5 separate regions of the Mus musculus genome follow, and all the other regions are linked to region 1. Evidence: chromatin loops called from intact Hi-C (ENCODE). Cell type or tissue: heart. All regions are shown on one strand. Region 1 has its middle 99 kb from the start of Tril. Region 2 has its middle 4.3 kb from the start of Gm4872. Region 3 has its middle 57 kb from the start of Gm4872. Region 4 holds the start of Gm33348 (a long non-coding RNA gene). Region 5 overlaps Creb5 (cAMP responsive element binding protein 5).

The links. A loop is a pair of places that touch in the nucleus more often than their neighbours do. Peaks named below come from ENCODE experiments on the same cell type or tissue, not always from the same donor. Only the 100,000 strongest peaks of a DNase experiment are listed, where the experiment ranks them.
Region 2: it touches region 1 in a loop (10-fold over the local background); 13 of 42 quality-filtered maps call a loop at or near these places.
Region 3: it touches region 1 in a loop (9-fold over the local background); 11 of 42 quality-filtered maps call a loop at or near these places.
Region 4: it touches region 1 in a loop (9-fold over the local background); 13 of 42 quality-filtered maps call a loop at or near these places.
Region 5: a loop joins it to region 1, with 10 times the contacts of the local background. A loop is called at or near these places in 8 of 42 quality-filtered maps.

Annotation. Positions count from the first base shown.
Region 1 is chr6:53,719,718-53,724,717 of GRCm38, forward strand. No RefSeq gene overlaps it. Among named protein-coding and RNA genes, the nearest start is that of Tril, 99 kb to the right of the region's middle. In heart, no CTCF peak of the experiment used is centred here; a DNase peak (open chromatin) is centred at 2,124; H3K27me3 peaks cover 797 bases.
Region 2 is chr6:53,214,961-53,219,960 of GRCm38, forward strand. No RefSeq gene overlaps it. Among named protein-coding and RNA genes, the nearest start is that of Gm4872, 4.3 kb to the right of the region's middle. In heart, a CTCF peak has its summit at 2,476 (motif pointing right); a DNase peak (open chromatin) is centred at 3,981.
Region 3 is chr6:53,162,742-53,167,741 of GRCm38, forward strand. No RefSeq gene overlaps it. Among named protein-coding and RNA genes, the nearest start is that of Gm4872, 57 kb to the right of the region's middle. In heart, a CTCF peak has its summit at 1,953 (motif pointing right); no DNase peak of the experiment used is centred here; H3K4me3 peaks cover 690 bases; H3K27me3 peaks cover 249 bases.
Region 4 is chr6:53,264,984-53,269,983 of GRCm38, forward strand. It overlaps Gm33348 (a long non-coding RNA gene), which reads right to left and starts at 3,250. Exons shown (of 3, transcript XR_377682.1): 1 at 3,199-3,250; 2 at 1,705-1,796. In heart, a CTCF peak has its summit at 2,250 (motif pointing right); no DNase peak of the experiment used is centred here.
Region 5 is chr6:53,539,119-53,544,118 of GRCm38, forward strand. The region is part of intron 5 of Creb5 (cAMP responsive element binding protein 5); the gene reads left to right. Among named protein-coding and RNA genes, the nearest start is that of Gm38814, 48 kb to the left of the region's middle. In heart, a CTCF peak has its summit at 2,856; no DNase peak of the experiment used is centred here.

The sequences.
Region 1 (5,000 bases):
AGACTCTATTTTCCACACCTAATAATTCACCCTCCCAGGCCCCCATGCATGTGTTTATCAAGGTTGGTACCTTCACCCCCCCCCCCAATTATGTAAAATTCTTCACTGCCTTTACTTCCTCTGAAACAGACCAGCTCTTTCATTAAGAATATTTATGGGAAATAATGTATTTGTGGAGTTGAAGGCCAAGTCAGTTGTCTGGATGCAAATGTGCAGTTGGAGGGTTTATCAACAACACTCACTAATGGAAAGTACTAATCAAAACTTTTCTACAGCAGTAAATTTTTATATTTTAACCACTGGATTCCAATTAAATGTATTCAATATAGCAAGCTTTGATTAAGCAAATTTAAAAAGAGATTATGTATACACCCCTGTGAAAAACAAGGCAGGCTAGGTATGCAGACACTTGTATATTCTTAATAGAAGTCTTTACCTGAAGATAAAAACCCAATAAATTGTGGCCCATAATGTGCCTTGGACCGTGTTGATTTACCTGTATTACAGAGTCAGCAGAAATCAGTCTTACCAGGTACACACCACACTTATATATTCCGTGCGTATAAAATGCATATAAAAGATCCTTTTTTCTTTTTATAAAGAATTACTGAATTTCATTAGGGCAAGTTTTGCTCTAAAAAAAAAAAAAAAGTTTCTTTGTGGACTGTGGAACACACTGATTGCAAATAAATGAGAGCCTGTGCCCGTGCCTGTAAAGGGAGGAAAAACGCTTAGTGTGGAAAAAACACCATAAATACAAGATTTGCCCATATCCTACCATACAGTTAGTAAGATCTTTAAAAGCTTCTCCCTGCTTTCACTGGTATATAAATATTTTTCTAAATGACTCAAAAAAGATATTATGTTATTTAATTGAGTCTGCTAGGAGAGGTCTGGGGACAGACGAATGAAAATCATTTGGGATTTTTTTTTCTTTAAAAAAAGTCATTTTCCTCATCTTGAGGATTTAAACACAACATCTCTGCACATTTCCAATAAAAATGTCACAAACTTTTCATATGTGGGACCCCCTCTCCGTGTTTGAGTTCTAGGATTAGTTGCAGCCTTAGAAAAATATTTAATTCTCTTTATTCTGTGACAAGGCGTAATGAATCCAGGCTGAGTGTCTTAAGGAAACTCAAGAAACCTCTTGACAGCAAGACGGCTCCCAGACCCCCGTTCCTGTCATGGTTTTCCAAACCCACACATGAGCTGGACCCACATCTGAAGAGAAGAGAAGGACGGGGCTTCCTTCCCTGACCTTTGCTGTATTTAAGTATGAATTGTGTTTATTGCTCAGTCTCTCTGAGTGTCTAAATGCCCCTTTTGGGCACAATTTAGACTTCTCAGAGTGCATATAATAAATGCAGAGACGCTCATTACTTCTGTCTCTTATACCCCATCTTGCTCACTGCCCACCTTTGGGGGATGTAAAAAAAAGCCATACCAGCCTTCTTCTGTCCTTGCTTTAAAATAATGTCACTATGTGAAAATCTTGATAGAAGTCCTGTAGTGGCTTTTCTTTCCTTGAAAACCCATAATGCCTTTAAAGGTGTTCCATCAGACACTGCACGTTTAAAGAGAAGTGAGAGGCACGTGATATTATGAATCCTTTTAAATCTCAAAATTCAGGGGGACAAATAAAAACGATTTGTTTCTTGTCTTGGGATCCTAATTTTATAGATGGAAGAGGCTGCTATTGAGACGACTATTTTGTAGAGGAGAGTGGCAGACCTTTCCAGAATTTGGAAAGGGAAGCCTGGACCAATGGGGCTGTTTCCCAGGTGACTGTTGACGCTAGTTCTGCGTTCCATTCCTGTTTCAATATACTTTTCCAAACCTCGGGACAGTGGGAGAACCGATCCAGGCTCAGAGGAGGTTGGTGAGTGTCTCCAGATATCCTCTTGGGCAGCCTGCCTTGGGACCATCTCCCAGCCACCAGCCTCTCCCCGGCAGAGGAAAGTGTGTGCACCAGCCATTCTCTGACTGCAGTCACTGAAGCCTTTAGGTTAAAGAGACAGCCTGTGTAAGTGTCCTAGGGTAGGGAAATCACTGCCTGAAGGTCACCTGTTGGGTACCTCCTAAGGTCGTTTCCTCAATTCGGGCGCCCTCTGGCGACGCCATGGGAAACTGCACCCCTTGTAAGGTGCGTGCAGGGACAGAAGGGATGCTGTCTGTTGAGTTTGACCCTGCAGGACCGACTAACTGGGCTCTGTTCTTACCTGAGTGTTTCAACATCGCAAAGCCTCAGGCCACAATCTACCCCAATAGTCTTAGATGATACTGCACCTCCAACTCCAAACAGAACCTGGCAGTTTCCTGCCTTCTAGTACTGACCTGCTCCCCTGCCTCGCCCCCTCCCCACACCTGCAGACCACCACATGATCTACCTATTCTTTTGTTTATATTTACCCCTGGTACATCTTTTGATGTATCAATAGAACAAGCTAAAGTCCCCTTGGCCCATCAGACTCTAAAGAGGTTACTTGTGAAGCCACTTGCGGATGCTATTGAAGTCACTATCATCTGCATTTAAGTAACGGCGATTACACTGGATCATGTGAGTGGGCCTATATCAACTGGAAGACTGGTCGAAGCAGGCTTGAGGCTTCCAGAGAGGACAGAGACAAGATCTCCATAGGTGGGCACTAGCTTCAACTTCCCGAGTCTCTCTGCCTCCCATCTTCCTTCCTGAGGTTGCACAATGAAGTTCAGCACTGCTCATGCAGTTTAGGCATAGGGCAAGTCCATTTCTCCTAGCGTGCCTCTTCCTATAGTTATGGTTGAACATTACCTGACAAAACTCACTCAGCAGACATCAGGAGCAGCATGAAGGGAATCCAGAGTACCAGCAGAGTACCAGACAACTGTTCTGATTGTCTGTTGGTGCCGCCAAGGGCCAGATGACTGGATTGTTCATTTATCTGGGATTCAGTAATCCCAGCTGGGTAGAGACAAGAAATTGGGCACTGAGTGGAAGAGGAGAGGGCAGGAGTGAACACATAGAGCTCTATAGGGCAACAGGGTAGTTTTCAAACCTGGGCCAGAAGCCATCTTTAATTGATGGTTTGTTGTGTGTGCTGGTGGCATGCGTGGAGCTATGCAAGGATACAGTAAGAGGAGGTGCCTGTGGAGGCAGCAGACAGCAGCCTGCCCTGAGGGCCTTCAGTCTATCATCACTGGAGATAGAATGTTTGTTTACCCCACGGTCAAGCTTTCTGAGTCATCTGCCCACACAGTGCATTTTCTTTGCACTCACTGTTTCTATGTATGGCAAAGGGATGACACTTGCCGATAACGGATCAGAGCTGTAGAAAGTTGGCAACAGCAAAGCAAGCCAGAATGGGGTGGGGGGGGGGGGAAGGAGCCTCCTTTGTGAGTAGCAAGACCACTGGTTCTAGGCCAACCTGGGAGTCAAGTATAAGACCTCATCCCATCTCTCACATCACCTCCTTGTGTCCGTGACTTACCGCACCAAAGACACCAACAGCAATAAAAGAGCATTCCAATTGACACACGTGTCACGAGTCCCTGTCTTGCCTCACTCTGTAGCCAGTCCCTAAATCTGTTTTGCTGTCACCATGGTATGCAAATGGATTGTTCCTAATGCTCCCTTCCACGGGAATCCAGTTGAGTTCTCCATGGAGTTCTTACTTGATCTCCACATCTTCCTTTGGGCTCTTTCCCAGTTTCTCCTCAGCCCTTTGGAAATGACTCTCTCTATTGTACGTTCCATGATTTTGAAGGAGGCTTCTCAACTACCCATCCTCCTGCCCCAATGTGTCATGCTTCTTGGGAGATGAGCAGTCTCTGATAACTCCTGTTCCCTTGTGGGTTGTGAGGACAGTTTTCCTGAACCAGCCATTTTCTTGAGTAGACATTTGTACAGAAGGGAAACATATCACCATCATGAAAAAATCACCAGAAGAACTCAGCATCCTCTTTCCCTTGATGCCAACCTGGTGCCTGCCCAGAAGGCTATTGCTGGATTAATGATACCAGAGACTGGTCCTCCTCAGGACCTATTCCAGAAACCGATCTCCACAGAACCTTTGCCAAGAATAGCAGAGGCTCCAGGCTGGCCCTGCCCACCTCTGCATGTGGCTGGCCTCGGAGGTTTAAGGGTTGGCTGTAGAGTATCTGGCACCCCTCCTCCTGTGCTCTGTGCTCCTTTCAGTTTTCACAAATCTCACACCAGAGAGAGAGAGAGGACCTCCTCATCAAACCCTGCCTCCATCTCCGCTCTCTCCCTCACATTCCTAGAGCCACCTTCTTCTGCCTTAAAAGCACCAGTGGCAGAATTTCCTTCTTTTGAAGGCAGGCTGGTATTCTGGTGTCATTTCCAACAGTGCAGATGAACCAGGAAGGCGTATGAAGCAAAGTGTTCAGAGGACACAAGAGACACAGACTGCATGTCATCAATGTTGAACTTAGGGACATTGGGAGTTGGATAGTTGCTACTAAGGGTTGGGAGTTAGAGAGGGCATAGCACCTTCCTTATAGCTAATAACAATATGGAAAAATTCAAAATTCTGGAATGATAGGCTTTAAAATGTTCTTAACACACACAGAGAATGGCTATGTGAGGTTTTAGGTATGCTGATTAACCCAATTGAACGTTTCCAGGATGTGTAGATGTATGGGCAGCTGGCATTACAGCTCATAAGTGTATATAATCGCAAGTGGTCAATTAAAGCTAAGTTAAGGTTTTTATGTGTCAGTGGTTTCTGGAATGCTTTCCTGCCCCACTGCCAGCCCGTCTTCCCAGTCTTCCCAATCTTCCCATGCCTTCTTTGGGTTTGTTGACATAGATTATCCCCTCCACAATACAGTCATGTAGCACATTCTTGATTCACAAGATATTTCAAACAGAAAAGAATTAGAAGAGGTGTACACACCACTCAAATGGAGAATATCTTTGATGTATTGGTTTCAGTGCTTCTTATGAAGGGAAACTAGCTATGATAAGAGCTGCCTGCCTTGGCCCGGCTTTCAATGAA
Region 2 (5,000 bases), 500 kb before region 1:
ACTACATTTTAAGAAGACTATACTTCATATGTACCTCATTGTCACCTTAGCCATTGACAGTGGTTGGAACAATGTCTTCCTGAAAGGTATGAGCAGCTAAGACCTTCAATGGAACTTAACTTGGACAAAACATCATTGCAGATGTAATTAACGATTTTGAGGCGATGTCATCCTGGATTGTTCAAATATAATCTAAGTCTGTGGAACAAGCATCTCTATATGGGGATGGCGGAGGAAGATTTGAACCAAAGGCAAAGGCCACGTAAAGATGGAGGCAGAGGCTGGAAACATGAGCCGCAATAAAGAAAACTGCGAAATGCCAAGGGATGCCCACAGCTATGGTCACAACGAGGAGGTTTCCCTCAGAGCACCAGAAGAGAGCATGGCCTATCCCAAGCTTTGATGTGGACCTCTAACCTCCAAAGGCTCAGCATCTGCATTCTGAGCAAGTAGGCTGATGACTGGTTTGTACTAGCCTGGCCACGGTGACTCTGAGCTTGCTGCCAGAGGGAAGCTCCTAAGCACTGACAACTATGTAGACATCCATCCCATCCTCCTGTCTCTGCGGACCTCCTACCAAATCCTCCTGAGCCACCCAACCCATTCCCATGTCCTACAGTCTCAGCTTAGCAATAATGATTATGGTTTTTCCTTTCTGTTTTTTTTTTTTTTTAGAACTTACTGTGTGTGTGTGTGTGTGTGTGTGTGTGCGCGTGCGCGCGCTTTTGCCATGTGGATTCAGGAATGGAATTCAGGTCATCAGGCTTACTGACTGAGCCATTGCTGGCCCTGAAATAAGCATTTTAGAAATATTAAAACATAGATCCATGACTTTGTGTTAACTGGATAGGATTATGCAGACCACTCAGGACCCCTACTTGCTTTCCTCATTAGCTAACTTGTCATAGACATCTCTCCATGTCAATAAAAGTAGCTACCCATCATCATTTTAATAGCTGCCTGGTTTCCATTGTGTGGATTACTGTAATTTATTTAACCAATCTCCTATTGATGGATGCTAATGTCCCTCTTCAAATGGAATAGCCATTTTGACACACGGAACCATAAATCTGGCCTTGCCAATATAGTGAGCTTGTTACGAATTTTGACTTGAACGCTGCACTTATTTTAACGTGGTTATCTTGTTAGCCTTGCAGGCTAGTTATTAGTCTTTTTTTTTTAATAGCAGACTACTAGTTTTCATTTTGATTCTGCCATTAATTAAAACTCTGATCTTAACTTGCATTCTAACCTGCCACTAATTACATGTATTCTTTAAAGAATCCACCTGACATTTTTATACACGTGACTGTCCTCAGAGGTGGGCATGATCTTGTTCTGCTTTGACATTGGACTTCCTCATAAATATTTTCCCCATGCTTTTGATTTTCCCTTAAATTTTGGAAATTTGATATTTCACATGTACCTCTTTTATTTTTAGGAAACTTATATTTCCTCCTATTATTTTAATTTACTGTACCATTGCAGTCATCCATGGCCAGTATGGAAGCATTTTGCTTTCTGCTCTGTCGGATGCTCCGTTGACTAATCAAGGAGAGAGCTGCACTGGGTTACTCAGGAGTTCTGCTTCCTGGCAGATACTGTATTCCCTGGGGATAGCTTTCCTTCATCTCCCAAATAAAACATGGGATTTTTGTAGGCCATTCTGGAAAGGGTTCTTTTTTCTTACACTTTCTGTCATAGCACAGTGCTTGGTGTGCGTATGAATGGTTCTCTACAGCTATTTGTTAGTTCACACTGAATTGCCCCCAAGTCTTATGCCAGGGGGATCTGCATATCACTGTAGCAAGGATCTCTTGCCATTGATTGTCTGTTCCATGTTCCGCTCTGGGAGCTATGAGAGACTGAAGTCACACTCACCAGACTGTGTCTACTTCCCCTTTTTTTCTGAGAATGAAGAGTCAGGGTGGAAAAGTTGTGTGCAGGAAGTGGCCTTTGAGTTGGAATTGATGACAAGACACGTTACAAATGTATGTATGGACAAGGCCACTAGAAACCAGTGACTCTTTTTCAGTAAATGTAGTTGGGGGCAGAGTTATTCAGACACAAGCTTGGGCATAGCTTACTGTTAGGGCCAAGGAGGGCCAGGCAGGTGAGGAGAGGCAGAGGAATTGGTCCTGCTCATTGAAGAGTTTCAACCCAATGAAAGAATGGGGTACTCTATTGAGGAACAAAAGACGACAGCAGCACACAGTCAGTCCATAGGAGCACATCAGGAGCACACAACTGCTGATGCTTGGTGAAGAAAGGGTAGAGCAGGGTTTCCCCAGGTCCTCCGCCAGCAGCCAGAACCTTGTGAATAGGTAACATGGCTCAGTACTGAGCAGGCATCATGTCTGGGGCTCGTCTTCAAAGAAGGCTGGGGAGAGGTTGGGAGATCATCCTAGCAGAACTCAGCATCTGTCTGTTTAAGCTCCAGTCGGATCCAGAGCAGAACTGGCATAACCAGATGGGGGCACTAGAGGGCTGGGTGAGTGGCACGGGCCAGGTTCCAGGAAGCAGATTCTGAGATGGAAGCTTTACGCAGGGGAAAAAAAACTCTTGAGAAGGACACTTTAAGGAAGAAGTGTCAGGACACAGGATGAGCGGAGAGACGGTGCTTAGCTTTCTTAATCTGCTTGGGCTGCTGTAACAAAATGCCTTGAACTGGGTGATTTATAAACAATATCTACTTCTCAACAGGAATTAGGGCTTCATCATGACAACGTGGGGGGGTGGGTGGGGGGACAGAAACATAGTACTATTCCCATAAAGGCCTTATCTGATCCCATGAGAAAACATGAGAGAATCCCTCAGACCTTGCTGAGTTTGGGCGTAAATGGGGTGGCGAACACTTCAGGCCTTTGGCCTGTATGAATCAAGCTGGGATGCCAGCTGCTGACACATGTGTGTATGACTTTGTGCCATGTACCTTTTTCTAACAGAAACAATTCTTGAAGATGGTGAGCAGCTGAGGGCCTTTTTTTTTTTTTTTTTTAGCAGCTGGAGAAAATGGGATCTAGAGAATGTGTCCCACTAAAGTGCACAACTTACTGTAAGCTACAGCCTAGGGGTGTCAGTGCCCAAGGGCCATAAGTGGTAGAGCGCAGAGATTAGAACTTTGGTCCATAGGAAAGGGGGAAAATGATCATGTTATGTCCCCAGGATAAGCCTTGAAGGACAGATAAAATGGCAGGGACTGGCAAAAGACATTCACATATTTCCCATTTTAGAAACCAGTTATCCCGGGATTCTATAGTGGGAGAAGATGGCTGGGCCGTTATAGGCAAGAGGCTCAGTGAATAAAGCAGTGAGAGCCAAGGGAGATAGACAGAGGAAAGTTAAGGGGCCTCTTTGAATATCTGTGGTTTATTTCTCTCAGTTCGTTCCAGCAAAGGTTGTCCATCACGGCCTTGGAGCCTCATAACACCATATTAATAGCCAAACAGCCAAATTGGCTCAGAATATGCAAACATCCAGTTTTAATTTGAAAAAAAAAAGTTCTCAAGCTCTCCTAGGGTACAGTTTTGGTCCGTCAATTACTGTTCCTCTATTGGGATATTTGCCTTTCGTTCCATTCACCTCATACCAGAGCAGATGTCTTTGCTAACTGGTTTGCAAAGTGATTCGCCCACTTCTGCACAGTTTGGGGGCCGTTGATTCAATTCCAGTCAGAAAGCAAGATGGAGGGAGGTGTTTACATTGAATCCAAGGATAGAAAGTTCTTACACCAGGAAAGTTTTCCCTTAAGAAAAAAAAAATGGAGCGAGTCAGTAGTGGGAACGCCTAGCAAAGCTTGTCTCAGTGTCAGCACTACATCATAATGTTTGGTTCACCTTGGCAATTGTGAGATTTTTCTAATTCTTATCCAATCACTGCACAGCTGTTGTTTCTTTTCTGAATAAAGCCAATATGCCCCCCACACACCCCAGGGCCAGGCCGAGTTTCAGGCTTGACATTCCGTGCAATAGCTTCCCCCGCACTTCAGAATCCTTCCCCTGATTATGTCCGTCCGCTTAGCATGTGGGGTGTGACTCTGCATGAAATGGCCAGGCGTCTGTTGCTCATGAAAAGATTCAGCTGTAACGGCATATGGACAACACACTTTTAAAAATGGGGTTATTTCATAATTGCAACAACTCTGTCCAAGACAAGGGAACACATTCAGATTCCCTGTAATTCAAACCATTTGTTAGCAGGGCCCTCCATCCTGAGTGAGGAAGGGCTGGGATCCGTGAGGGAATGGTCTGTTCTGGATTGCCCACCTGGCTTGAAAGCTCATGCCGCACACGGGGCTCTGACCAGAGGGCTCTGGCCAAGGAGCCTATGGGAAAACAGAGTCCAGTGCAGACTGAAATGCTGCCCTAGTTTGGAGTCTCACAAGTTGAAACTCGTGAGCATTGGTCAGGCCCCACGTTTGGGTATGGGTTGGATGGCCAGCTATCCGTTCAGCCTCTCATGCCACAGAGCAGGAACAAAGCATGGCTCGAGATAATGTGACTTAAGCAGAGGATATGGACTCAGAAGAGAATGAAGCCTCTAGTTCAGTGATTCTCACCCTGTGGGTCCCTTCTGGGATAGGGTATCAGATATCCTACAATTCGGATATTTACATTATGATTCATAGTAGTAGCAAAATTACAGTTATGAAGTAAAACAAAACTAATTTTACACAGCACGAGGAACTGTACTAAAGGGTGACAGCGTTAGGAAGGTTGAGAAACACTTCTCTTGTGCCAGTGCAGTACTAGGCTCCAACAAGTCTTGTGCTTTCTCTGAATGCCAGCTTTCTTGTTTATAAAAAAGAATACCCCCTCTCTTCCTGTGTGTGTGTGGTATGCACACACACACACTCACACACACACACACACTCACACTCACACTCACACACACACACACACTCACACACACACACACACACACTCACACACACACACTCACACACACACACACACACACTCACACACACACACACACACACACACTCACACACACACACA
Region 3 (5,000 bases), 560 kb before region 1:
CCCCAGACAATGAATGATAGCAATGAAATACAAATTATCTGTAAAGCTTTGTGCTACTATGTTGCTTAGAGAATCATCGTAAGAGAGTCAGCATGTGCTTATTAGAACCCGTAAGATATTGTTTCAAATGCTTTTGGACTGGAATTCACTGAGCTCACAAATGTGGACTCTAGAGCTAAGGGACCCACAGTTAGGTAGGTCCTTCACCTAAGCTCAGAATTGGTGTATAATTACAGTGGACAAAAGTCTCCCTCCTTACATCTCCTAGTGTTGTACCTTCTGTGAGATCCTAGACTCCCATTAGATCGCCACAGAGTCTAAATCATCTGCCAGGACTCTAAGGCAACCAGTGGTGATGCCAACAAAGGACTGAATCCAGTGTCCATCCAGTCTGCTATGGGACCATCCTCTGGCACAATGCTAGTGAGCCTGGACTATGGGGGTCTTGTCGGCCAATGGCAGGGAGTGACCAATAGCCTCCTGTTGCTTATTTAGTGTAGGTCTCAATACAAAATGCTGCTCCTGAGTCTCCACTAAAACTTCCTGTTTCTTCAGGCTTTCTTATTCGGTCAGAACTGCCCGCAGAAATGTCAACTCATGTCAGTCAGGCCGCTTGAAAGTCCCACAATTTCCTCAGCTTTCTGGGTATGATCCAGGGAAGAGTGGCAGCTTCTGCCACTTCAATATGACACGCGGAGTTACACTGTGGGAAATCTTGACCGTCCAGAAGGTTCTCCACCAAACTTAGTGGCCCTCCCGAGTCACAGCAGGCAGAGGCCTGCTGTCTGATCGTTGAAATGACAGCGGCTTGGGAATGGTACAGTCATACTCCGTTACTCTTGCTCCTCTCCTTGCTCCCTTAGGACCTGTATCCAAAAGGAGTCGCCTGCAGTTTACACTGAGCATCCCTCACCCCCAACTCCAACCCGGTGAGGAAAAACCCAGACACTGGGAGATGTAATCGGGTCTACCACCAATTCTATGGCAGTATATTCTAAGTAAAATGCAACATGGCTGGCCCTTCATAGCCTGGGTTCTACACCCATGTCTCAATCAACTGCAGATGGAAATTTTTATGGGGGAGGGGCGAGGAAAGCTTTCGTCCTGAGCATGGACAGACTCTTGTTCTTGTCCTTATTCTCCAAATAGCGCTGCATAAGAACAGTCCCCATCGCGCTCCCAGAGTATTCTACATTATAAATACTCTAGACATGATTTAAAGTATACTGCAGTACTTTCATAGATCGTATCCAAATACTTCTCCATTCTATCTGAGGGATTTGAACATTGGTCAGTCACTGACGGGTATTGAGGATATAGTGAGTGGAACACATTCACATTCTTTTCCAGAGGATTAGCTACAAGAGCCAGACACTAATGTGGGTTTTGGAATACATTGGCTTAGTGTAATTATAAATGTACATAAGCTGGTGATTCATGAGCTTTCAAATTATACATCTGCATTTAATTTCATGTCGAAGTGTTTCTAAATCCTCAGAAAATGATGTTTCCAAATGTTTCTGGCTCACTAAACCTTCTATTCTTTAAAAAGTCTTCATCAAAGGCAACTGAACTCATCCAACACCTTCACATAGAATCTGATGAGTGGAAGACGCTTGCTGGTAATGTAAATAGATTGGGCCAAAGACATTCAGGGAGAAACTTCTCGAATTTGAAACACAATAACCCGCCAAATGGATTGTTGCTGTTTTGGGTTTCTACTTAAACGGGTTGGAAGAAAAAAGCAGGAAGTGATTGTGAATGAGCAGATTAGTCAGTCCATCCTGTTATCAGTCCCTCCCCCAACCCCCACTTCATTCCTGCCACCACTCCCACCCCTGACTGTTACACTTTGCCTCCTGCCAGGGTAGGGTACTTTTTGCCCTTCGTTGGCTAAAATGATCCTGATGCAGTCAGAAATTCAACCAAGCATGTTGCCACTGGGTGGCACAATTGGAAGTCTGTAGAGATCGGACCTCTAAAGTAGCCCCTTTTAGACCGGGATCTATAAACACTGCCTCCGCCGCTGCCCATCCCGATCGCTTTCTCTTCAGGACTGTTTACAAAACGGAGGAAGTCTGTGGCTTTTCAAAGAGTGTGGATTTCACTCTGGAAGTCTTTCTGTTGTGATTATACAAAATTAACTCGAGCCCCCCTCCCCCACCTCCCTTTTAAAGCTTATCTTCTTTTTTGATCTGAGAATTCCAAGTAGTGAATGAAGCCTGAGGTGGGTTTTGGGTATGGTCGTGAACTTGTGGATAGAAAAAAAAAAAAAAGCAGCGAATGTGCTCTGTCCCTGTTCTCCATTCCTGGGGCTGTAGAATGGTAGGTACCTGCTGCGTGTAGCTGTTTTAAGTTAATTAACATTCGGTGAATTAAAACTTCAGACTCTCATTTACTGTATCCCTATTTTGAGCATGAGAAGGCCGATATGGTAGCTCTCATATAAGACAGACAGAACAGTTCCACCCCACAGAAAGTTCAGTGAGAAAGAAAGGGTGATGTGGGTTCATATCACCTAAGGACACTGGGAAGCCTTGTCTAGAAGTTCCGGTATGCAATGCCAGCGGGAGTCCGAGACAGAAAGACCATACTTTCAAGGTTTTCCTGGCCTATCATAGGGTAAGGTCCTGGCTGGCTAAGAGAGCAAGCTGAGCATGTGCACCCACTATCTGCTTCCTGACTGCAGACAGTGTGAGCAGCAGCGAGAGCCAAGCCTTGTCTCCTGCCTTGGGCATCTCCCATCATGAGAGCAGTTCCCTTTAACTGTGAACCACAATACATCCTTCCCTTTTAAGTTGCTTCTGTCACAGCAATGAGAAAGGTGAGGAGGCTACAGAGCAAGTTCAAAGCTCAGCGGGAGCAATGGGGAAACCCTGCCTCAAAATAAAAATACAGAATGGGTTGGGAATATAGTTTGAAGGGAGGACACTTACCTGGCAGTAATGTTAGGTTCAATCCTCATGTAAGGGAAACAAAAAGACCCCAGTGTACTTTGCTTAACACTTCCTCTGTGTTAAATAGGCACATTTTCAGTCTTGTCACACTGTGTTCCGGAAGTGGAAGCATCATAGCCAGAATAGACTAACACATAGGCTTTGGTAATAAGTTTGATCGACACAATTACCTTCAAGTCAAGTGTACATATTACATAATAATCAGTCCAGAATTGGTATCGCCAGGATTTGGGTAGCTAAAAATACAATTATTCAGTCACTTCTGATCCCTCTAAGTCCATGTTTCTGACATATATTTGTTATCTCTGTTATATCCGCTATCCATTTTGTTTTTTATGCTCTCTTTTCTATTTTGTTTTTACTCTGAAGTGTTTCCTTTCCATGACCCGGGAGGGCAGCTCACCTTCCCCAGCCCTTAGCTCTCTGGGATGGCTTGGAACATGCTTCCCAAATGCTCCCAGTGAGAATATCGTATTTATCAGCTGAATGACTAGACTGTAAGGAGATAATTTTCCTGTCTAATATTTGTGGACACTCTCAGAAGTTTTACTATATTTCCATGTTGTAAAGGGAGGGCAGCTTGGTGAGAAATGAAGACTTCAGGTAATTGTGTAATTTCTTAACTGCATAATTTCCCAGTTTCAGGTGGCTGGTATTGGAAGGATTATGGCTAGATCTGATTGTACACTTACTAAACATGTCTGTGTGCTAACCCTGGTGGTTGGTATCTAGGGGTTCAAAAAAGATATATAATTTTAAAAAATGGCTGCAGCTTAGAGGTCCACATACTGGTCAAAATGAATGCAAATTTGAGTAAAACCCCCACTCAATATTTGGTTTGCCAAGGTTTTGCACGCACTCAACTGGCCAGGAAGAACGACGCTGCAACAGGATCCTTCTGCACACGTTTATTGGGAGAGCATTGATTGCATAGGCGAAAGAAGAACAACCCCGAACAAGGAAAATGATGCTGCTTATATACCCCTCCATGTGACGTGTCAGCTCCTGATTAGCTGCTCACTCATCACCCCACTACTACACCCCGGGATGGGCAGTGACTTGGCATGAATTTACTCTTGCACCTGCGCACATTACTTGTTTACCAGTTAGGCACAGCGGAGGCTCGTGATGGCAATTGCTCACGGCTCTCCACACCAAGGAATGGAGCTGTGGATGGTCTATAAGAAATTAGCTGAGTATAATTTACTATGACGACACAGATTTTACAAGAAAGATAGGACTCAAGCTGATTATTTTAAAGACTCCTCTCCTCTTTATTTAGAATAGCAGCTATAAAATAAGACTACATGCTCAGTTCTCTTTAAGGGTTTCTGGAAAATTCCACCATCCAAGATTAGCTCATTGAATAGTGTTTCTCAAAATGTGATCCACAGATAACCACCAGTGAGCATCACCTGCACGCGCACATGGGCACAGGTTCTCAGGCTCTGCACTTACCCTACTGAGAGACTGGGTCCGAGGCTCACTCTGTGGTGTGTTAGCAAACCCTTTGGGGATTCAGACACATGCAGAATTTGAGGACCCCTGCTCCTCTGGAGCTCCTACTTCCATGAGTTTCAGCGTGGTCTCAGTTTTGTTCTTTGAAATGCTCTCTAGATGATTCTAATGTGCAGACAGATTTGAGAATCTCTGCTTTGTTGCTCCAGGTTCTGTTTTGATGGGGAACTGTTTAGGTTGTTATGAGATCAGAGAAGTATTCGTTTTCAATAATCACACTAGATGGAAGGCGTGTCCACAGGAGGACCAACATCCATAGGTTTTAACTGAAGTGATAGAGCAAAACCCACTAGGAAACAATCGCTGCACTGAGCATTCATGATCAAGTACATCCTCTGCGGATGTTGCCAGACAGTTTCTAAGTCAATGGGACCAGCATTGAAATCCTGCAGTTTCAGTTCCACTAAGATCGTTTAGTTCATGTTCTAGGTGATGCTGATGCTGTTGGCCCTGGGTCTTTATGTGGTGAGTTATAAATTAGAATTCTGCTGTGTTTCTCCTATTCAACAATTGTTGAAAAGAGAG
Region 4 (5,000 bases), 450 kb before region 1:
TTAGGTGTGACACTAGGTACCCAGAACCCCACAACTTTCCTTGGTGTTGCCACTTAGTGTGCTTGGCCTAGGATTCTGTCTCTCATGTTCTATTTTCCTCAAAACTCTTGGTTCTTGACTCTGAAATTTCTTATCTTCCATCTGCTCTCACACTATGTATCCTACCACTACGATATTATCTAAATTTCTTTTCAAACTCCATCTGGCCTTTATTAATTTATTACCTACCCTGTCTTTCTATTAAGTGCTTCTTTATAGTGTTTTTTAAGTGTTTTTAGTCAGTGGTTTTTTTGTTTTTGTTTTTGTTTTTTTTGTTTTTTGGGTTTTTTTTTTTTTTTTTTTTTTTTTTTTTTTTTTTTTTTTGCTCTGTTTCATTCCCACTAGTTTGGTTTACTCCTTCAATGTCATCTCTCAAATTTTACCAGTTCTCTCTTTAGTTTTTATAATCTATCGAGGGAACCTGTTTTTAAAACATTTGATTTTAGTTTTTTATTTTATTGGTGCTGTTATTTTTAATATCTAGTGAGTTTTGGAAGTATCTTACTACTTGTTTTTAAAGTATCAGGTAACATTCTCATTTCGAGAAAAAAAAAAACCTCATTATAATTCCACTAACACGTTACACCTGGTGACTTTATCTGTGTCTCCCATCCCAATATTTAAAATTCCCGATGGCCATATGCAGCTGTCGTCGTCCCTGCTGACTGGTTCTATTTTGTGCTTTGGGATTTCCAGGTTTTCTTTCCCTTCTTGTGGCGAAATCCTCCAAGACCTGAATTGAAGGGGTGTCCTTAAGACAGAGCTTGTTTATGGCAAGGCCCCCTTACAGCTCCTTTCCCACTGAGGCTCCTCTGGATCCATATTTTGCTGAGTTTGAAGATAGTATCAGTTGGAGTGTAGACTTTTCTAACCAGGATTTCTGGAGAAGTCGTAGTATTCTGACACAGAACCCAGGGGCAATGCACATTGCCGGCATTAGTTCTCTGTGGTCCCTGAGGAAGGTGTACTCCTTTACTATTCTGGATCTCTGTGAGGTCTCAGCTCCAATCCCCTATACTGCTTAGGCCCCAGTGTGGCCATTAAAATCCAAGCCTCTCAGTTATCAAGATTGGCAAATGCCCACAGGGAAGGCATGGGTGCATCTCAACACCTGATTCCCAGCTCTTTTCAGCTCAACCATTTGTTTACCTTATCATCAGCCTAGCTATTAAAAAGATGTTTATTATATTTCACCCAGTCCTACAGGCACCTAGGCTAAATCTTTATTCAAACAGAAGTTTATCATTAATTGTGCTAATGAAAAAGCCAAGACCCAGAAAAGCTGATTGTAAGAGGGAAGAAGGGCAAAGGGACACAGACTCAAGCCCAGCTCAGACCGACTTTGCATCCTTCATCCATCCCCTGGGAGGGTAATGTCTTGCTTCTGGGAGCTGACATTTGTTGTGTCGCTCCTCATAACTCTTGAGGTGTTTCAGAAATTGGAAGTAAATTTCCTCCAAATCCTGATAACTCGATAAAATAAGGTGAGATTAAATCCCTGCCACAAGGTCATTTGGTGTGTTACAGCCCTGAGACAAGAAGCCTGCATCTTTGATTTTTAAGGCTGTGGTGACAGTGGGTCAAACACTTAGCAGGAACCTTCTTCAAGTTCCTTCCGGCTTCTGCATCGGAATTTGTAAGCTCTGAGCACGCCGAGCAAACTACCTGTTGTAAGTAGACAGGAGACTGCAGGACTGGCATCGTTACAACACGAAAAGTTTCAGGATGTTCTCAGGTACAGCACACCAGGAAAACAGCTGGAAACACATTCACACACATTAGTTAGGAATCCTCAAAGACGCGAACCTGATTGCATTTTAAAAGGAATCTAAGAAGTCCTGGATAATGTTGTAACTAGAAAAATCTTAGCACAGGTGAAGCAACTTGATATTTTAGGTAATATATTTAAACACAACTTAGGACGTTCAATACCTCCTTCTCAAACAACCCGATATTAATAGACCAAATACTGCCCCCCCCCCGCGCCAAAAAAGCATGCACACAAAATATTCAATAACCTAGCGTGACAGAATGTGGTTTCTTTTGAATAACTGACGAAGAATCCTAAACTCCTTGTGAAGTTGAGACATCATGAGCATTCCAGATATTTCTTTAAATTAACCTAGTTTTCAGATGGAGTTCGCTCGTCTTAACCCCCCCCCCCCCGCCCCTTAATTTAAGGAAGGCCTAGGTTTCCAACTTCCTGAAGAGGGCGCTATTGACATGGTCAACCATTCTAATCGTGGTGAAGAGGAGTTCATAGATACAGCTTCTGCTTACAAGTCATTAGGTGGATATTTGGGAGTTGAATTTAAACTTAAACTCTAAGCAGACCAATAATCTATTAAGCTATTTAATACTTTTAAACCCAGCATCTCTTTGCTGGCTTATTTGACAAAGAAATCTGCTGGCTCCCTCCCCTCCCCCCTTTTATTATTTAAAGAACAATTCCTCTTCTGGTATGTATTAACAATGGTGCTTGGAACGTGGCATCGATAACACACTGTATGCCCCGTTGTGCTTCATGTTGAATGATTTGTGTGTCTTTGAGAAAGTCCAGCAACTCGTCTTAATCTGCTATCCTGGAGGCTCAGTAATTTACTCCCATAGTTCCTTGCCATAACATATTTCATGTCAAGGAGGGTCTTTTTTTTTTTTTTTTTAACTCTTAATAGAGATATTTTCAAACAAAGACAAAGGGCAGAGAGGGCTTCCTAGGGTATTTAGTGGGAACATAGCCGTAGCTTATTTTTCTTTTGTATTATTATGAGGCAATTGATGATTGCCTGGGGCTTTGCTGATGAATCAGGCTTTTAATAAGTTTCAGTGAGAACAGAGTTGGTGGAGATAAGTTAATTAATTGCTCTGCTGTGTGAAGGCTTGGGGGAGATGGTGCTCTATTCTACTGTGAAGCATGGTCATAAAACAGCGCATAATTCTATACCGCTCTAAATGCTTACCGGTAAACCCTCACGGAAACATTTCAGCCTTCTTAGACAGACACTTAGGAACCTTCCCAAGCCAGAAATGAAATATCCTGCTGATTGCCTCCCCAAAACAGCAGAGAAAAGAAATCTTTCCTTTGGGCGGCTCTACCATCCTGCATCTATTGCTTACAAATTCTTTCAGATAACTGGCAGACACTTCTCCCTTGATTACCTTTAATCTCGGGTTTGGCAAAAGGCTCTTTATTCCCTCTGTCACTTGGCTGATTTCAAGCCAGAGTTCTCCATCCCACCGGACTCTGCCCATGTGGGAAAATAAAAGCGTCACTTCATAGTACAGTGGAGCTTTCTCCTGATGGCTACAATTTACATGCCAGGAGCCCTCTAAGCCCTCCAGCCCTTTCTTGATGCTAGGAAGGAAAAAAAAAAAATCAAACAGTTTTTTAGAGTCTGGAATGCTTTCCCTGGCGATTGACAACAGAGTTCAGGTCAAGTTTGCGATTTGGCTTCGGCTTTCCTGGTGCATTTTTAACTCTTTGAAGGATGGGTTGGAGACAACTTGCCAAGTCCTTCCTGCGTTGTTTGCTTTATGCTGACGGAATTTTTAAGTCTTCACTGATAACATGGATTTGCAGGTTTAATTTTTGAAAAATGGGCAAAGAAAACTTCCCTCGGGGTCTTACTGATTTTATACAGACAGTTGTTGCAAGATTTTTCTTTACAGTTAAGCATTATTTGGAGTATAAAATAACTACCCTTGTATGACCAACCTGCTTCCTAATCCATTTCAAATTTAGTGAATGAATCTACTTCATACGGGTTACAGTGTGGACTTCACAGCTCCTGCAGTTTGTACTAAGTATAGTGTATGTGATCTCTCAGAAGTTAGGCATTATAAAAAGAAAGCAGCCACTTTTTAGAGGCGATTTTCATCTAAGGAGCCTAGCGCAATATCTGGCATGGAGGAATTCATTGAATGTTTTAATTTTTTTTCTCTCTGTTTATTTCATCAGATTTGACCCATCTTGTGCCATAGGATGGATCTACTGGAAAGTATTCATGTGAACAAATAAAATCAGCATTCAAAATATGTGTGTGCTTTTCAATATCACTATAGCTTGAGGTAAATGAGACTAAGTCAAGCTGCCACCAAAGAGTTACTCACTGAAGCCTTTGTTTCTAGGAATTTTGCTGTGGAGCCAGGTCTGCTGGGTTCTGCTGGGCAGCCATCCACCTTCAGACCCCCTTTGTGACAGTCATCTGTAACAATGCTCTTTGCCTTCCATGTACTGTGGTACCTGTTTATTTTCATGGTCCTTGGACTTGCTTCTTGCTTTTGTTTTGCTGGACAGGGCCTGCATAGAGACCATCCTCCTTTCTCATGAGGTTCTTCTAGGCTTGTCAGTGAGTCCCTCTCTTGCTCTTCTTGGTCAGAGCAGCCAAAATATCTCAACTTCTGGGACTCGGTGCTTGGCTTCTCTAGTTCTTCACTCTCCCTGGATGGAAGTTCCTTTGGCAGTCAATGGCCTTGCTTCTCAGAGCCCAGGGTCCTGTGGCATTTTATCTCCCAGGTCCTCTCTAGAGTTTTACTATCGGCCCTTTCTAATTCACTTTTGGCCTCGACTGATGGCAGCTCAATATTTCCATGATGATCTAAGATTCATGCAGGCTAGATGATGGCAAAGATATTTTATAGAATTTTAGAGTTGCAGTAGAGGATGATCTTGTAGATCATCCAGTCAAACCTTCATTTTTTTTTTTTTTTTAATTTTAGGAAGTGGATTGCGTTCTGGGTGACGAAATCTGCTGCCCACAGATGACACCTTAGCCCATAACTTTGACCTTTTCTATTATGTGCTGCAAATCAGACCTAGTAAGGTCAGGTTTAAATTAAGGCCACTCCAGTACTTCCTTGTTTGAAGAACATGCCCTTCTCAGTTAAAGATATCTCATTCGACATAGCAGAAAGGCTATGAACCAAGCCAAGGAACTCACAGCATTCCTGTTATACCCGAC
Region 5 (5,000 bases), 180 kb before region 1:
TGAAACTAAAATTCAGAAGAAGTGAGATTAGGAAGAGGAATCAGAAGTTGTGTTTGGTTTGGCCAGGAGTTGGAGTGATTACCTTGGAGCGTTTCCATATAAAATGTCAACACTGGACAGAGAACATCCCTTTCCATCAGGAGATGAAGGCACTTCTTCAGCAATGACGTGTGTCTGCAATGGCTTCTCTGACTAGTTAAGCTGTGGTTGCCGGTCTAAAGGTAGACCAGCTGTATTTGTGAGGACACTTTATAAGTGTTTGTGTTCTTTTGCCCCTTGAAGCATCTTTGGGTGGTGGGCTTTTGAGGTACCTGTGTTTCTTGGGAAGAGAAACAGTTCTGAGGTGTGGCGGTGCTTGCCACCATGGCCTTTTAGACGTCCTTCTTGAAAGAGGAGTGCTGCCTGACCGAGCCTGGCTGAGCATGGTGGAAAACATTCATTATACATTTAAATTACTTCTTTAGAAGTAACTGTGTCTATGCTAGCCATTTCACATCCGACAATTTGAGAAAATATGCATTTCCCCTCTTCAGGTGAGCATACTAAATACAGTCTCACCTTTACCTGTTGCTACAGTGACGTTTTCCCACACCGTTATCTGTTCAAAGGACAATTCTGAGTCCAGTGAAGAAGCAGATTCAATACGGGAGAGAGGACATGCATGAAAACGTCCTTATGCAATCAGTACTGTGTGTAAGGCAAATGATTTAAAGAAAGATTAGAGTCACCTGCAGAGACTGTCCTGCTAAGGGTGTGTCTGCTATAAAGCCAACTTCTGGGGGACAGCAGGGGGTGAAGCTTGATCTTCAGGGTTTGTTCAGTGTCATGTGTGAGTGCACCAACCTTAGTCCATTTCAAGTCACCAACAGTTCAGTAACTGCTTGTAGGTTGGAGGAGTGGCACAGTGGTAGGGCATGTACACACACACACACACGGAGGGGGGGTCAGTCACAGGGTGTGTGTGTGTGTGTGTGTGGAGAGAGAGAGAGAGAGAGAGAGAGAGAGAGAGAGAGAGAGAGCAGATCTTTCACAGTTGGTGTAACTGGCTCTAGCAGACTATTGCCTTTAGGCTGAGTTTTAAAAGTCCCATCCCTGACCATCTGAATATCTGTTGAAACCAAATACATTTGAATGAAACAGACAGGCTCCTTCCACTAGAGTCTGTGGTAGAGGCTTATGGATTTTTTTTTCTTTGCTTGCCTTTGCTGCACTGAATCCTGTTTTACATTTCCAATGACATTACTATTGTAAAATTAGAGATACAGGAATCCTCTAATAAGAGGACAGATTTGCACAAATCAAAGATCTTCTCTCTTCCTGACTGTTAAAAGCCTTCTTATCATACATAGTCCCCCAAACAAATAGCCAAGGTTCTAATGCATCCGTGCAAACTCACTCCCCGACGGCGGGCCTCAGTGTATTGCATTTTGCTGATACTACCTGACTAGCCAGGGCCCCTAACAGAGATGCTTCTCCCTGTCAGTGGCTGGCAAAGTGGTTCAACTCCTCTATGTGTGTAACACAGGACAGCACTTTGAGGCTTGCAAATGGCATTGTTTAAATCAATACACCGCGATTTATTACGTATTGTGGAGTGCTTATAAATATATTATGAATTGTCAGTACACAACAGCATCATAGACTGGAAGTTGTCGCATGGGAGAGGTCCCTGCAAATGAGGCATCTGCCGACCCAGACAGTTCCTTTTCCTCTGCTGTACTCTATCTTGTACTTTGTAGAATTGGGACGAGGAATGATCTGAGGAGATGAGATAGTTCAGAAGCAATACCATCTTGAACTAAAGGGTCACTGGGTTTTACTGTCTCCAGTATAAGCAAACAGCACAGCGGATGGAGGAGTCGTCAAAAGGAGACATCGGAGGGGTTCTTGCTGGTAACATTTTGTTGATGAGTTTGAGTGGTGACCACACAAGTTTTTATTATATTACTCTTTAAATATGTTGCCTGTCTGAGAGGTTAAAACAAAAAGGCTTTCAGTCAAAAGTGGCAGAAAGGTTTCTGTTAACTTGAACATTTGAAATGATTAAGAGGGTAAATTTTGTTAGTTTCTTTCTTGCGTGTATGTGGGCTGGGTGTGTGTGTGTGTGTGTGTGTGTGTGTGTGTGTGTGTATTTGTGAGCATACATGTGGAACCTCATGGCTGATGCCAGGAGTCTTCCATGATAGCTCCCTACATTATTCGTTGAGGCCAGGTTTCTCAGTGAATCCAGGGCTTGCCAATGGGACCAGTCTAGCTAGCCCATTTGTGACAGGGAGCCATTGTCTCTGCCTTCACCTTTGGAATTACTGGCAGACGGTCAAACCTACTAGACATGTACATGTGCATGCATTGCACTTGATAAACCATCTCCATATTTAACATAGAAAAGAGTTGGACATGGAGAGATGACTGGAAAGATAGGAACGCTTCCTGCTATCCCAGAACACCCAAGTACACAAGTCCCAGTCTCAGCCTGAGGCACACACAGTTGCCTGTAACTCTAGCTCCATGGAACGTGATATCTGATGTCCTTTTCTGTCATCTACAGGACAGGCATGGTCTCACAAGACTGTCTGTCTGTCTCTCTCTCTCTCTCTCTCTCTCTCTCTCTCTCTCTCTCTCTCTCACACACACATTAAATTAATAATAATAATAATAAAACAATAATAAATAACAATCTTAGTAAAAAGAGTGCATGCTTCAGTAATGCCTGTGGTTTTCATTTTTTGTGATAACCGTATTTGGATAACAGTATTTTGTGATAGCCATGCTTCGGTGATGCGTGTGCTTTTCATTGTTGTGATAGCCGTATTTGGAGCTGAGTCCATGGGTATTCTCCCTTTGTTCTGCACTCAGTGCTCTTTGGGAGCTCTAGATGTCCTCAGCCACCCAGCTTTGTGCAAAGACTGTAGACATAGTAACAGCCTGGCTTCCAATGAGCCCTAGTAAACCAACAGTGTGTTAACACATTCTAAAACTGGTTTTAGTATCAGAAACTAAGTTAATTGATATTTCCATTGAATAAAGGAAGCTATAGAAATATGTTCAGGTATTTATCGAAAACAGCCCACTGTGTCCCTCTGCGGGTGGTCACATAGAAATTGAACATTTACTCATGAGAATGCCAAAAAGGAATTATTAATAAAAGCAAGCCTTGAATTGAACACAAATTATATTTAAAATTTTTTTCAGCTAAAAACAGAAACAAAAATGTTAAAAAGGGGAAGGCAAGAGAAAGTTTGATGAGACAATCATTGTGCTCCTTTTAATGGGTAAATTATGATTTATTATTATTTATGTCTTACTATCTCTTTTTCTTTAATTCTCTCTCTCTCCCTCTCCCTCTCCCTCTCTCTCTCTCTCTCTCAGTGCAACCTGCAGGATCCATAGTGTCACCTATGTATATGTATTTAGGGCAGACCACTTGCTACTGGAAAGCCAATTAAAGGGGTCATCACTGGGGAAGACTGATTCCTCCCCCTCTTAGAAGTCACTAATCACCTATCGTTCTTCATCTAGGGGTGGAGCCTTGTGAGATTTCCCTTTGCACTTTGGCATATCTACTGTTGTCATTGCTCAGGTCTTGTTTAGGCAGCTGTGCTACTGAGATTTCATGTGTGCAGCTTGCCTGTTATAAGAAGACACTATCTCTCAGAAGATGTCTTCATCTTTTGGCTCTTAGAATCTCTCTACTCCCTCTTCTGCAATGTTCCCTGGGTCTTAGGTTAGGAGCTGTATTGTAGATATGTCGGTTGAGGGTGTCTCCATGGTGTCAAGCAAAGCTTTGATGAGCAGTGGGAAGTGTACTTGCCTGTGAGGATGAGAGTAAGTACTCAGAATGCAGTGAGAAGTTGCCTAGCTTTTGGAGAGTGGTGGCAATAGATTCTTCTCTAGGGCCCATGACCTCAGTCATGGGAAGTTGGCTAAACTTACAGTGTCAAAAATGAATTGCTTCCTATTGAGTCTTAAGACCATCATTCATCATTGTACCTACTTAAAAAATAAAACTGAGTGTCATGAGCTTAGAATTCATAATTTCCAAAGTCAAAGGTACCCTGGCTGCAGCATCACCGTGTGTGGCTTCCTTAACACCCAAAGTCCATCATTCCCATTCCTCTGCACCTCGTCCTTTTCCCTGAGCTATTTCCCCTGCAATGATTCCCATGGCAGCATAGTGGATAAACAGCCAGGGCCTGGATCCGCTGTGTACAATGGGAAGTGCTATCCCACCACGGCGAGTCGGTATAGTGTTGAATTTTCACCTGAGTCCTCAAAGGAGCTTCTGATCATGTTCTCTGGCTACAAGAAGGAGCCAAGGGGTGGGTGACCGGGAGGACCCTCCAAGGAATGAGCATCTGCCCACCCATGCCTTCCCTCACCATGGGAGTCACAACATTTAGTCCAGAGTGACTGTTTACAGTGTACTTCTCCATGGCTATACCAAAGCAATTGACTGACCTCGTACCCCATGCCTGGCTTTTGTTTTGTTTTGTTTAAAATATCTGACAGTAGTAGTCAACCCAAGGATACACACAAGGCCTTTGTGAAGGGAAGAAAACAAGGGGGAGGGGCTTGTTCAAGAGCGAGCTTTGCAAATAATGGAATACCTTTCTGTGCAGACCGGATCCCAGACACACATTATCCCTTCTGAGAACACATTTATCCATCTGTATGGCACCAAAAGCCATACTCACACCAGCTATTTGTATGAAGGGACGAAGTGTATACTGGATATGGTGGTGAAAAGGTTTTCTTGGTATAGATTGGAGAAGCAGGTGACAAGTTCAAACTTTCAAAGGAATATCTCTGGACAATTGCTTTCAAAATATAACCTATTGGGTCAAGAAGGATTCAAGGACCAAGCCAGGGCTCACTGGGACAAGCCCTGGCAGTGGTGTTAAAGCTGCATTTCTCCTTAGTGGTCCCACCCCTCCCCTGCCCTGTGTCTGCACTCTTCCTCCTTACTACCACCACCCCACCACTACCACACCCCTTGGTGT